3 separate regions of the Mus musculus genome follow, and regions 2 and 3 are each linked to region 1. Evidence: chromatin loops called from intact Hi-C (ENCODE). Cell type or tissue: left cerebral cortex. All regions are shown on one strand. Links, peaks and the distances in the headings refer to the core of each region. The heading gives the core; the rest is flanking DNA.

Region 1 (4,146 bases), core at 903-3,402:
ATCCCCCCACCCAGCCCAAATTTAAGTCTTTGTTCTATGACCTCAAATGGCTTCTGAGGCCCTCTAGTGAGATTTACGTTTAGCTATTGTATGTTTCAACTACAAAATTTCTATTTGGTGCCTAAAAGCAACTTCTCTGTCTTTATTTAAATTACTGACTTGGTGAGGCACTATTCTGATCCTTTCTTTTCATTCTTTAGACATTATTTCCTTGAATTGTTTGAATAATTTATACAAGCTTATTTAGAGTCTTCATCTAAAAATTCAATGTATGACTTCTGTAGTACTCTCCATTGATCATGTGCCCCCTCCCGAATTTACCATATTTTAATGTTTCTTTGTTTGTCTCATGAAACACTGGAGTAGGTAATACAATGTGGAGCAACGGCAACTACACAGATCCTTCCACTTTCAGAGCTCCTTTTAAAACATTTATTTTTTATTACATGTGTTGGGTGTTTTGCCTGCATGCATATATGTGTACATGTGCACCGGCAGAGGCCAGGAGAGGGCATTACATCCATGGAAGTGTAGTTAGAGTCGGGAACTGAACTCAGGTCCTCTGTATGAGCAGCCAGTGCCCTTAACCACTGAGCCGTCTTTCTAGGGCTTCTTATTGCTACTGCTGATTTTGTGGCTGCTGCTGCTGTCTGTGTCTTGTGGCCCCAGTAGATTACTGAGGTAGTCTGTACTTCCTGTAGTGAAGGCCACAGGAGATTCTGCTGGCTCCACTCAGCTGTCAGCTAATGAGACAGTGATTGCTTTGAGTGTGGTGAGCCCGCAGGTCCTTTATAGTTGTCCAGAGGCTCTGTGTGGCCTGAGGTGTGTCTTTTGCTTAAGCTTTCCCCTTTTGCTTGTGAAAAGTTTCATAGAAACATATGGCTTACACACATACACTCACTCACTTACTCACTCACTCACAGACACACTCATACTCACACACAAATACACACACTCACATTCACACTCTTATACACACTCATATACACATACACACATTCATTCACACACACACTCTTTCTCTCTCTCTCTCTTTCTTACACACACACAGACACACACACACACACACTCACATACAGAGGCATGGCACCTTTCTGCAAATCATGACTTTTTAGATCCCCAGATGATGTCAAAGCTTTTTCTTCATCATAAATTTTTGGCCAACCTTGTTTGTATCAATGTTTTCCCATGTAACTTTATAAATATTATTTCTAATAATGTTATTAGATTTTTATATTAAATTTTAATTTGTATGTGTTTTGCCCATGTGTATGTATGTGCGCTGCTGTCATGCCTGGTCCACGCACAGGTCAGGAGAGGACAATGGGTCCCCAGACCTTGAGTTGAGATGGTTATGAATCCCCATGGTGCTTTCTGACACTCGGAACCCAGTCAGGTTCCGCACCAACACAGATGTTGGCTCTCTGCTCTCAGCGTCTTCCTTCTATCGTGAGGGGCTTCCATCCACCTCTGTAACTCTGTTTAAAATAAAGGATATGCCAAAGTGTCTGCAAATGTGTTCTTATTTAAAACCAAGCAGAGATGACTTTGATGTGTTTGACGCTGACGGCTCAAAGTGAGCCTGCTTTGCTCTCTCTTTTGGTTGATGAGACAGATCCCCTTTCTCTTCCTCGCACTATACCGGCTCTTGCTGCAAGAAGGAATTCACACAAAACATCTCAACCTGGCTTTCTTCTGATACTCACGGAGGCATCGCAGGCTGACACTTGCCCTTCTCCTCTGTGATTCTAAGACCTGGGGTCAGTGAGTGACTGTGCATGGAGAAACACCTACAGATAGACTCGGGTGGGACCCATGGAGGTGTCATTTTAACAGTACAAAAGAGCCAAGGTTCTCTTCCTCAGTGCAGCCCTTCTCAGACCACACACAGCAGGAGAGCCAGATGCCGCACCTCTGCCAAGTCTCCACGCTGCTTGGCAAGGAGCGTGGCCAGCAGCCAATGGGGCAAGGGGCAGAGGGGAGAACATTCTGAGTCGGCTTTACAGAGTCACAGTTTCAACTTAGTCAAAAGTGGACTCTTTAATAATATAGAGCCTTTAAGCAGCCAAAGGCTTAAAGTCTAGCATAAAGCAGATTCTCACAGCTGGAAGGTAAATCCCCAGAAGACAGCCCTCACCATGGAAACGCTGACACAGCCTTCCAGTCCCTCTCGGGAATTAAACCCCTCATTTCAATGTTTTTCTTTATTTTGAGCTGGAATCACATACAAGTCTAGGAATGCAACTCGTTCTGATAGGAAACTAAATGCTGCCCCCTGTCAGGACCCAGAGGGAAGTGTCCTCTCACTACAATAGTGCACAGTCAGGTTTAGACAATCATGGACCCAGGAAAGAAAATCCTGCAAGGTTTTTCCCTGGGAAAAATGAAGAAGGGAAGGGAAAGGAAGGGAGAGGAGGGGGAGGGAGGGGAGGGAAAGAGAGGAGAAGGGGAAGGGGAAGAGAGAAAGGGAAGGGGAGGGGAGGGAAGAGAAAGGGGGAAGGAAGGGAGAGAAGGAAGGGGAGGAGAGGGAGAGAAAAAGAAGAAAAGGGAAGGGAAGGGAGGGGAGGGGAGGGGAGAGGAGAGAAGGAAAAGAAGAAGGGAACCGGAGGGGAAAAAAAGGAAGAAGAGGGGAGACATGATATTAAAAGAACAGCCACTGTGAGCAACTGGGGCTGAGTCCTTGGAGGAATTCTGGAAGCAGCGTAGGCTCCTTCCATAAAAACCCCACAAGAGGAGTTTCCAGAGTATGCTTTGCTGAGAAGCAGCCCAGAGAGTGAAACTCAGAACAGAGGTTAGAGGTTAGAGGTTAGAGGTTAGAGGTTAGAGGTTAGAGGTTAGAGGTTAGAGGTTAGAGGTTAGAGGGGAGGCTGGTAATGTCACCCAAAGGTCAGAGGACACAGCAACAGAAGGGCTCTGGGCAGGGAAGGGATCCAGCTGACTTTGCTGAGGTCGTCTTAAGCTCCTCTTGTCAAGCACCCAGCATCCCACAGCTCTTGCCTGGTATTGGTTCTTTCCCGACTTACCTTCGTGAATCTTAATACGCTGTTATTTGTGATGGAAGAGCATAGCATGTAAAAGAATCAGAAAGCTTATGTCCTAGTTTGCTTTCTGTGGCTGTTATAAAACACTGACCAAAATCAACTTGATTTTGGAAAGAAACTTGAAAAGGAGAGAAAAATGTTTATTCCATCTTACAATCCCAGCTAACGTGTCATCAGGAAGCCAGGCGCTCAGGGCAGGACCTGAAGCGGAGACCACAGGGGATGCTGTGTACTGACTTCCTCCATAAGCTCATGAAGATTTGAGCTCTCAGTGGCCTCCCCTAGCCCAAGGCTCTGAAATGGCCTATCACGACGATACCCCACTCTCTGATACCAATTTCTGTCCCAGTTTGCTTTTTGTTGCTGGGATAAAATATGGATAAAAAGTAAACAGGAGGGAAAAGGGTTTGTTTGCCTTACAGGTTATATCCAGTCCACCAGACCAGGGAAGAAATTGAAGCAGGGCCCATGGAGAAATGATTGCTTACTGGCTTGCTCTCTATGGATTTCTCGGCTGCTTTTCACACAGCCCAGACCTAACTGCATAGGGATGGCACTGCCCACTGTGCTGGACCCTCTCACCCCAACTAGCAATCAAGAAATTGCCCACAGACAAGCCAAAGGCACCTGCCTTTGATGGAGGCAATTCCTCAACAAAGTTCCTTCTTCCCAGGTGACTCTAGTTTGTGTCAAGTTGTCAAAAATTAACTAGTGCAACCTCAAATAAGCAGAAAGCCCGTGCAACCTCAAACAAGCAGAGAAGGAAGCAGAGTCCCAGAGGCACAACTCCTGTGCCTTTGGTCCTGTGTGTGCCATCCCTTTGTAAGGACTTCATGATCAGGGTCAACCTATGTTTCCTGAACGGCACTGTTCTGTGACTCCTCATTCTAAGTAGCAGGTTTTATAAACACACACACACACACACACACACACACACACACACACACACACTTTATCTAACAAAGGCCAAAGAATCTTGAATTATTTCCAAACCTTCTCTAGCATCTGTTGGACATTTACAGGGAGTGGCAGGCCATGACAGTAAGTAAATTGGTGAGGAGAGGGGAAAAAATTAAACTTGGAAAATACTTGTTATTTTTAAAAA
Region 2 (4,146 bases), core at 829-3,328, 170 kb before region 1:
TGCCTCTGCCCTTCTGCACTGGTGGGAACAGAAGGAAGCCCAGCAGAGACTATTCCCACAGACTTCAGTTCCCTGAAATCCACAGAGGAAAGACTGAAAACATGGGAGCTGAGGAACAGCCCTCCCCACACATCTGTCCTGTGACCCATCCTCCAACATTTGTTGCATGGGAAGCATATTGAAGCCTCTTGAGAAAAAGAGAGGCTTGGTCTGCCCTATGCAGGGCCTGTGTTTATTTACAGCAAGGGAACATTTTGTATTCATATTCTCTCTCTCTCTCTCTCTCTCTCTCTCTCTCTCTCTCTCTCTCTCTCTCTGTATGTGTGTGTGTGTGTGTGTGTGTGTGATGGGATGTGACCCCTTAGAGGAGTGGGAACAGCTTCTGTAGTCCACAAGAAAAGCTGAGAAATGTAGACTTTTAGCAGGAAATTAACAACATGGGAACACAGGGACTTGGTTGGTTAATTATTTCCCATAAGTTTTAGCCAATCTTGACAGAAGGGGGTACATAGTCTCTTAACTGTTCTGAGTGTATCATGTATCTCCCTGTAAGATGGAAAAAGTTCAGAGAGAAAGCCAGGAACAGAAACATAAAGAAAAGGCTGAAGATCAAGAGGCCAAGGGAGAATTCTATACAGGGAAGAGAGAACTCTAGAGCAGCTGGCTTTGTAAGGGTAGTTTGAGCACAAGAGGGGAGGACTACACCCTGCTGGAGGAAGCCTGGGGATGACCACCAGAGGCTGCCTGTCTGCAGGCAGAGACCAGAGGAAGATTCCAAGAAAGGCCCAGTGGGAAGTGAGTTGCCTCCTAGACAGGGATTTCCAAACTTGAGAGCCAGTGTGCTAGAGTAATGACCATAGCAGCCTCCCTTCCTGTGCAGATGGAGTGTGGTGGGAAGTTTGCTCCTGTCTATAGCTCTTGGAGGCTGCTTTGCCTGCTGGTGAGGCTGTGAGTGTGAGGAGGGAGCTGAGCTGAGCTGAGCGTCATCTCCTTGCCACTGAAATAAAGACCGGAAAGAGCTCCAGCCTGTGACCCTGACGAGGGACCAGGAAAGGCGTACAAAACCCCCCGAGGCCCAGCGCAGCTTAGCTCACTATGGAGAACCCAAAACACTTAGCACTGCAGGAACTGGGGGGACCTGGAGACCTCTTGTGTCAAAGGTCAAGACTTTGGCCAAGGAAGAAAAACAGCCACATGGAATGGACAACAAAGAGCACAGTTTAGGATCCTAAACCAAGCTTAATAGCAGTGAGTGGACAGGTGCTGAGAGAACCCAGAATGGGCTTGTTAGAAACCAGCAGCATGACTGCTGGCTTTCAAGTCCTGATGTGGGCATGGACAGCACAGTGCCCAGACAGGCCTGCCCACTCAATGGAATTGTGCCTACAGCTCAGTGGAGAGAATGCCTAGTCATTTCCAGAAGAATGAGAGGGTTTAGGGCTTCAACAGCCTGGAATAGCTCTGGGTGGTTTCCATAGAAAGAGTCAAGATCATGACGTGAACTTGACTGGAAACAGATTCACACTGACCTCCCGGGGCTGGGGAGTAGCTGAGCAACATCACTTAAGAACTACGAAGGCATTTTCTGTTTTCACATCCTGCCATCCTTGGCATGGTTGTTCATCATGGTCACAAGATAGCTGCCACTGCTCCAGGCACCACATACCTATCTCCAAAGGCAGAGAGGAAAGGAAACCTTAAACACTATTATCCAGGATCTAGTGACTAGTTCATTCATGTCCTAACTGTGAGGCAATTGAGAAGGCATCTGCCAGTGTGAATCCTGGGCTCTCACCACCAGGGGGCAAACTATGGATACAGGTGGCCTAGGCATCTAGAGCTGCTTTCCCGGAGCACCACTATCTGCAGCTGTTGACATAGAAACGAGTTCAGGTGGAACCATACTAGACATCCAGGCCCCCAGTTGCATTGTGCAAGTTGCAGGTGTTTGCTAGAACATTCTGTCATCAGAGCTCTGTGGAGACAAGAGAAACCTGGATTTGGCTTTTGAGAGATGGCCATCTTCTGAGGGCCTGCTGGAGGAGTGTGAGCCTGCAAGACATGCCTCACAGCCCAGGGCAGAAAGAGTCTCCAGCAGATAGTTAGGCCTGTTGGCACATACCTGTAACCCCAGCACTCAGGAGGTGGAGGCAGGAGGATCTTGTGTTTGAGGCCAGCTTGGACTGCAAAGTAAGTCTCAAAGTGGGAGGGTGTAAGAATGTCAGAGCTGTTGTAACATAGGTGAATGTCAAGAGAGACCCTTGTTTATATAGTGTGGCCATGATAGGGGAGTTACCTTATACGGAGCCATTTCATTGGATTAATAAGGCGGAGTTAGAGATAAGAAAGCAACCCCTGTGGACAGAAATATCTTTTCATTTTCCTTGGAAGAAAGGGGATAGGCTAAAGACTGGTGGGGCCCAGGACATGGCCCAGTGTCTCCAAACCCACCATGCACCCGTGTCTCACTTTCTGTTAGTTAAAAGTAAATGGCTAAGTCTAACTCACTGGAGGATAGGAGACTCCACAAAAGCTTGAACCCCAGGGATGGGGACAGGGTCATGATGGTCATGAGAATCATGAGAAATGCCTGACCCACATTCTACAACCTAGCTGGGGAGAATAGCCTTCTTGTCGTAATGCTCTGGCTGTTTCCTGAGAGAATTTTGTTTAGGGGTTCACAGTTTTCCTGTCTTTTTTCAGAGGGACTTTAAGGTCTGGAATTTATTTTGTGTTTGGTTTGTTTTTGCTTGTTTGTTTTTTGGTTTTGTTTGTTTTGTTTTTGAGGCAGGGTCACACTAGTCCAGGGTGGCATTGAACTCTCCACCCTTGTGCCTCGGTTTCCCTGGTGCTGGGTATATGGGAGTATGCCACCTCCCTTAGCTTCGCTTTTGTCTTATTTTGTTGTACGTTCTGGATTCTGTCACTTTGATGCAGTTTGGAAAGCGTGAGACCACAGGAAAACAATCATTATTTCACAGTTGAAAATCACTAAGCTAGCAGTTTCTTTGGGTGTATAAGGAAAAGGCTTGTTTTTATGATTCTTCACTGACCTGCGTAGGGGTGGAAGGTTGTGATCCACTTAGCTGCTTCAGGAAACGGGGGTGAGGCATGAGCAGCTAGCACATCTGTGTGATTTGGGCTCCTTTAATGTTGTCGGCAGTTTTTAAATTTGAAATAATACCAAAATTTAAGTTGTGAAAACATTCTTAGGCATTCTGGAAGACCTACTTAAAAGTGAATTATAAATGGGATGCCCGTTTACAGTTCATGAGAGGCTCACTGTCTGTGGAGCATCCTCAGGTGGTCCTTGCACTTTTGCTTTTTAGCGTAGAACATTGCCCTGAGAGCATGTGCAATCCCCGCCACCATGGCTCTCCTCCATTGAAGCTTCTGCCCTAGGAAGTGGGACGTGGACAAATCGGAGAAGTGAACTTTCTCAGCCACCTGTGGAAGGAAGGGAGGTGCTGAGCAAAGGCAGCTGAAACTGATGAGACGTCCTCTTCAGTCCCCACTGACTCTCTTCTGACTCTGGATGACAGTTCAGGAGTGAGGTCATCAGCTTGGTGGCAGGCACCCTGTCACCTTATACACCAGGAGAAGGACACAGAGTGTGACCTGGGAGAGCGCAGCATGCCTGGCCTGGGCTCACGCACTGTTCTCAGCGAGCAGTTGGGGTCAGTGGCTTCTGTGTAGACAAAGAACTCAGGGAGCCCTGGAGCTGGGCTGCAGCTGCTGGTCCAGGAGAAAATCCAGAGGCCCAAAGTGTTCTGCATATGGCCCTGCCCTGAGTTTCCCCAGCTGGAGGACAGAGGGGAAGGCACAGAGTACTGGGAGAGGAGATGCAGGAGGGAGCTGGGGTACATTCCAGCTGTGTTTGTGGTGGGTGGACTCAGAATTCTCAGGGACTGTAAGTTTCTCACAGCTCCTGTTAAAATATCACGATGTGTCTGTGGAATCCTACTTCTCTGAGGATGAGACCCATCCCTGAAAACTGAGATTCCAGGGACTTCGGCAGAAGTCCCTGCTCCTGTGTATTGTATATGTGTCTTTTGTACCCTGTGAGGGCTGTTTAGAAGGAGGTCCTCTCAAGGTGCTGAGGCTTGGGGTCTGAGTCACACTGGTGAGATTTTGTCCCCTTTCTTT
Region 3 (4,146 bases), core at 829-3,328, 290 kb before region 1:
GGTTTGTATATGTTCGACTCAGGGTGTGGCACTATTTGGAGGTGTGGCTTTGTTGGAGTGGGTGTGGCCTGTTGGAGAAGGTGTGTCACTATAGGCATAGGCTTTAAGACCCTCATCCTAGCCAGTCAGTGTTGGCACATGCCTTTAATCCCAGCACTTTGAAGGCAGAGGCAGGCAGATTTCTGAGTTTGAGGCCAGCCTGGTCTACAGAGTGAGTTCCAGGACAGCCAGGGCTAAACAAAGAAACCCTGTCTTGAAAAACAAAACAAAACCAAAAATCAAACAAAAAACCCTCATCTTAGCTGCCTAGAAGCCGGTATTCTTCTAGAAGCCTTCAGATAAAGATGTAGAACTCTCAGCTCCTCCTGCAGCATGCCTGCCTGGATGTTGCCATGGTCCTGTCTTGATGATAATAGACTGAACCTCTGAATCTGTAAGCCAGCCTCAATTAAAAATTGTCTTTTATAAGACTTACCTTGGTCATGGTGTCTGTTCACAGCAATAAAACCCTAACTAAGACGGGGTAGGGTGGGGGGTATGTGGTTATGTTCTAGTTTTCTTTCTGTTACTGCAAAAAAATAGCATGACCAAAAGGAACTTTCAGATGACTTTATTTTGATGAATATTATCAAGGGAAACCAAGGCAGGAACTGAAAGTCTAGAGTCTGGAGGCAATCTGCTCAATGTTTAGTTCTTCTGGTTTACTTAGATGGCTTTCTTATATAACCCAAGCCCACCTGCCCAGGGATGGTGCCATCCACAGTGGTCTTAGCTCTCCTATCTCAATCACCAATTAAGAAAATTCTCCACAGGCGTGCCCACAGGGCCAATTGATAGAAACAAATCTTCGTTTGAGGTTCCTTCTCAGGTCTGCCACGTTACAGGCAAGATTAGCTAACCTATCAAAGTGCCACAGTAAATGCTGGAGGTCAAAGGACAGCCTCGGGGGTTGGCATTTCTTCATGTTGCCAAAGCTTTCTCCAGTGGCTCACCTTTAGGAATGTTTATAGGTCTCTGTCAGTTCTCTCTCCTGGTCACAAGGCTTGCTTAGGCCAATGACAGAGCCATGAGCTCAACCAGCTCTGCCACCAATAACAACATAAATGTCCTCTGTGGGAACGGGGCTGCTGTTGCAAATGGCTCCTGTTCAAGAAAGCCCAGACACATCACATTGTATGTTATGGAAAGCTGAGTTACCTGTGTCTTCATCTCACACAGATCCTCAGCTTCTTTGAGAAGCGTGGCCTTGGGATCTACAGAACCACAACCCCTGTGAACTCTGGAAGGGTGTAAATGGAGCCTGCTGAGTCAGCTGTGTCTAGCTGCATTGCCTTTTGGCCTTGGTTTAAAATGTCAGTCTCTGACTCTCCCTTCAAAAAAATGGAGCTCTGGAATGTGGGCTGGACTTAGTATTTTTTCTAACAAAGGGGAAAAGGCAGAGTTGATGTATGTGACTTGAGGATTAGCTGATTCGAAGATGCTCTCTCCTCTCTCTCCTCTCCCTATGCAGACAGACGGGGGGGGGGGGGGGGGGGGCTATGTCATGGGTACCCGGTGGCCACTTCATGGAGCGGCCTGTGGGAAATCGAAACCTTCTGCCAAGTCACGTGTGCCAGCTCTGTGGAATCAGACGCCGCCTGCCTTCTGCCACCGCAGGCTCCCGTGACCATCCGAGTGGGAAAGCCTCAGCCTGAAGCACCAGGTGGAGCCGTCCTCAGTCCTGGTTCTCAAAAACTCTGTACGGCAACTGAATGTGTGCTTTTTAGTTACTGCTTTATCTACGAGGACTTTGTTAAAAGCCTCAGGAACTGTTGTGAAGACACTGCGCTCATCCTTCCACGTGGGGGCGCTGTCGTACAGCAGCACAGCCTATGAATCCCTCCTCTTATGGCAAAGACGAAACACTTCCATCCGGACCCCTCAAGCTGGGACTCAGCTCCACACATCATCAAGTTGTCACTGGACACTTGAGTTAAGTACTTTTACCTTCTTAAATATACAATTCAATTTTCATGAATAGTGAGATTTGTCACAATATCCCATTCATATCCCGTTGAGCAGATTGAGTACCTCGCATGACATGTTAATTGCTTCGATTTTTGACAGCTAAAAAATCACACAGTGGCATATGCTTTCAAAGGAGTACTTGCGATTCAAAAATATCCAATTTATATTCTTTTTTATTAGCATTGTATAAAAATATCACGAGCAAGCCTTCCCCTTAACTTTCTCAATTGTGATCAACAAAGGTTAACGTTAGGGGGGAAAAATGAGGTTTCCATACATAGCAGTTTCCTGCTGGTGAAGAAGGAGTGACTCTCAATTCATCCCCTCTGTTGTGGTGAGAACTGGAAGGTTATGAATGAATTCCTTGTGCTCCTGTTAGCCAAGGACTACTTAAATATTTCATTTTGGAAAAAAAAAAAGTTCTCACCAAGAATAACTGAAGCTTGAGTTCCAGAAGGTACTCCATCAATAACTGTAAAAATATAATGTAATCAGAACAAATGGCAGCTCCCAGGTCAACCATCCAATAGTGCTGATTTTATTTTTTTTATTCTGTAATTTTTATTGACACAAAGGATAAAAATCAGTAGGTACAGGGGGACAGCTGAGCTGGTTTGTTTCCATCTCTTATCTCTGACACAGAGAGCTTCTCGCTGGAAGAAACCACTCCGCCCAGTGCGCAGTGAGAATAGAATGCTGGACCTCTCACCTACCAGGCAACCCTGGTTGGTTCTCTGGCTGCTCCCTGGGCGGGGCCCCTCTCAACACAGACAGAAACCAGTTGGTTTCTGGTTGGGAGGCTCCCAGTAGCTGGGGGGAGGGAGAGTGGGCAGAAAACTCAGGACAGGAACACCCAACTGTTCTGAGTGCTTTGGGCTTTGGTTCAGGTCTCAGTGAGACAAGGAAGGGGTCCCAGTGAGGTTGCCCAAATGCTGTGTAGCTTGCCACACAGGCCTCCAGCTTCCTGCTCTCTTGCAGTAGGAGCATAGAAGATCAGGTTGCTGTACACAGCCCTGAGGAGTACCATCAACTTCGCACCCGTTTTGAGGTGTTCCTTTCCTCGCCCCCATCCACAGGCTCCTCCCTGGGGCCCTGCACACCGTGTCCTTCCTCTTTCTGGAATGTATATGTGTGCCCCAGTCCCTAGACAGGACCCAATTGGTGATGTGATGCCTCTCGCTGAGTGGTCATCAGCAGGGAATGAAGGAAAGCTGAAAGGGTCTGATTGAAACAAATATACTGCAAGCGGGGAAAAAAGGTGACAGATTTACGTTTTCATGTCTTTTAATTAAAAAAAAAAATCTGAGGCAGTTTATCAGTCACTTGTCCTGTTGCTGAGATAAAATTCTTCCCACAAAACCAACTTAAACTGCTATCTGTCCAACGCCAGCATCAGCCTGTCACCCAGTCACACTGCCTTGCTACTGAACATTGTTCTATGGTTAAATTATACATATACATGTACATAATTTTAAAGCAACTTAAGAGACTTTGGCTCACAATTGAGGGTGGGATGTGACAGTGGCGGGAATGCGAGGCCCTGGTCACAAGGCGCCCACACTTGGGAACAGCGATAGATGAACACTGATGCTCAGCCCAATTCCTCCTCTTTATTCACCCATGGGACTTGGTCTCCCAGTTAGGCTGGGTCTTTCTGCTTCAATTAATCTAATCTAGACAACCCCTCGCAGGCACACCCAGGGTCTGTCTCCTGTTTGCCATTTCTCGAGCCCTTTCTATTTTTAATAAAATCTTAACTCTGCTTCTCACTGACTAGCCCTGAAATCCTTTTGTGTTTCAAAAACCGCAGACCTCATTTTGCAGCACAGTTCCTAACAGAACCAGGGAAGTCTTCAGGCCGCTGAAGATGATAGCAAGTCCTTGTAGCATCCAACGGGGTGACTATCAGAAGCCACCAAATCTCCTTGTGTCCAACACAATCACAAAGCCCGTGAGGATGGCCACCAGCAAAGTGGGTGAGGGTTCTTTGTCTCTGACCCGGTTGCCTTTTGGCATCTTCTATGATGCTGAGACAGACTGATTTGTTAGCTCACACATGGATAAAATTCAAAACTATGTGCATCTCTTGGCCCTACTGATAACAGGCTCTGCTAGTTAAGTTACCCACTGGGACTGAAA

Evidence for each region. Peaks named below come from ENCODE experiments on the same cell type or tissue, not always from the same donor. Only the 100,000 strongest peaks of a DNase experiment are listed, where the experiment ranks them.
Region 2: it touches region 1 in a loop (9-fold over the local background); 28 of 42 quality-filtered maps call a loop at or near these places.
Region 3: a loop joins it to region 1, with 3 times the contacts of the local background. A loop is called at or near these places in 10 of 42 quality-filtered maps.

Annotation. Positions count from the first base shown.
Region 1 is chr9:122,017,004-122,021,149 of GRCm38, reverse strand. No RefSeq gene overlaps it. Among named protein-coding and RNA genes, the nearest start is that of Pomgnt2, 23 kb to the right of the region's middle. In left cerebral cortex, for the core only: a CTCF peak has its summit at 2,276; a DNase peak (open chromatin) is centred at 2,266.
Region 2 is chr9:122,182,903-122,187,048 of GRCm38, reverse strand. All of the region lies in intron 12 of Ano10 (anoctamin 10), which reads left to right. Among named protein-coding and RNA genes, the nearest start is that of Snrk, 68 kb to the right of the region's middle. In left cerebral cortex, for the core only: a CTCF peak has its summit at 1,799 (motif pointing right); DNase peaks (open chromatin) are centred at 892, 1,387 and 1,795; H3K27ac peaks cover 506 bases.
Region 3 is chr9:122,308,411-122,312,556 of GRCm38, reverse strand. Gm26797 (predicted gene, 26797) reads left to right here and starts at 1,629. Exons shown (of 5, transcript NR_168548.1): 1 at 1,629-1,971; 2 at 3,818-3,983. In left cerebral cortex, for the core only: CTCF peaks have their summits at 1,634 and 1,837 (motif pointing right); a DNase peak (open chromatin) is centred at 1,809; H3K4me3 peaks cover 862 bases; H3K27ac peaks cover 772 bases.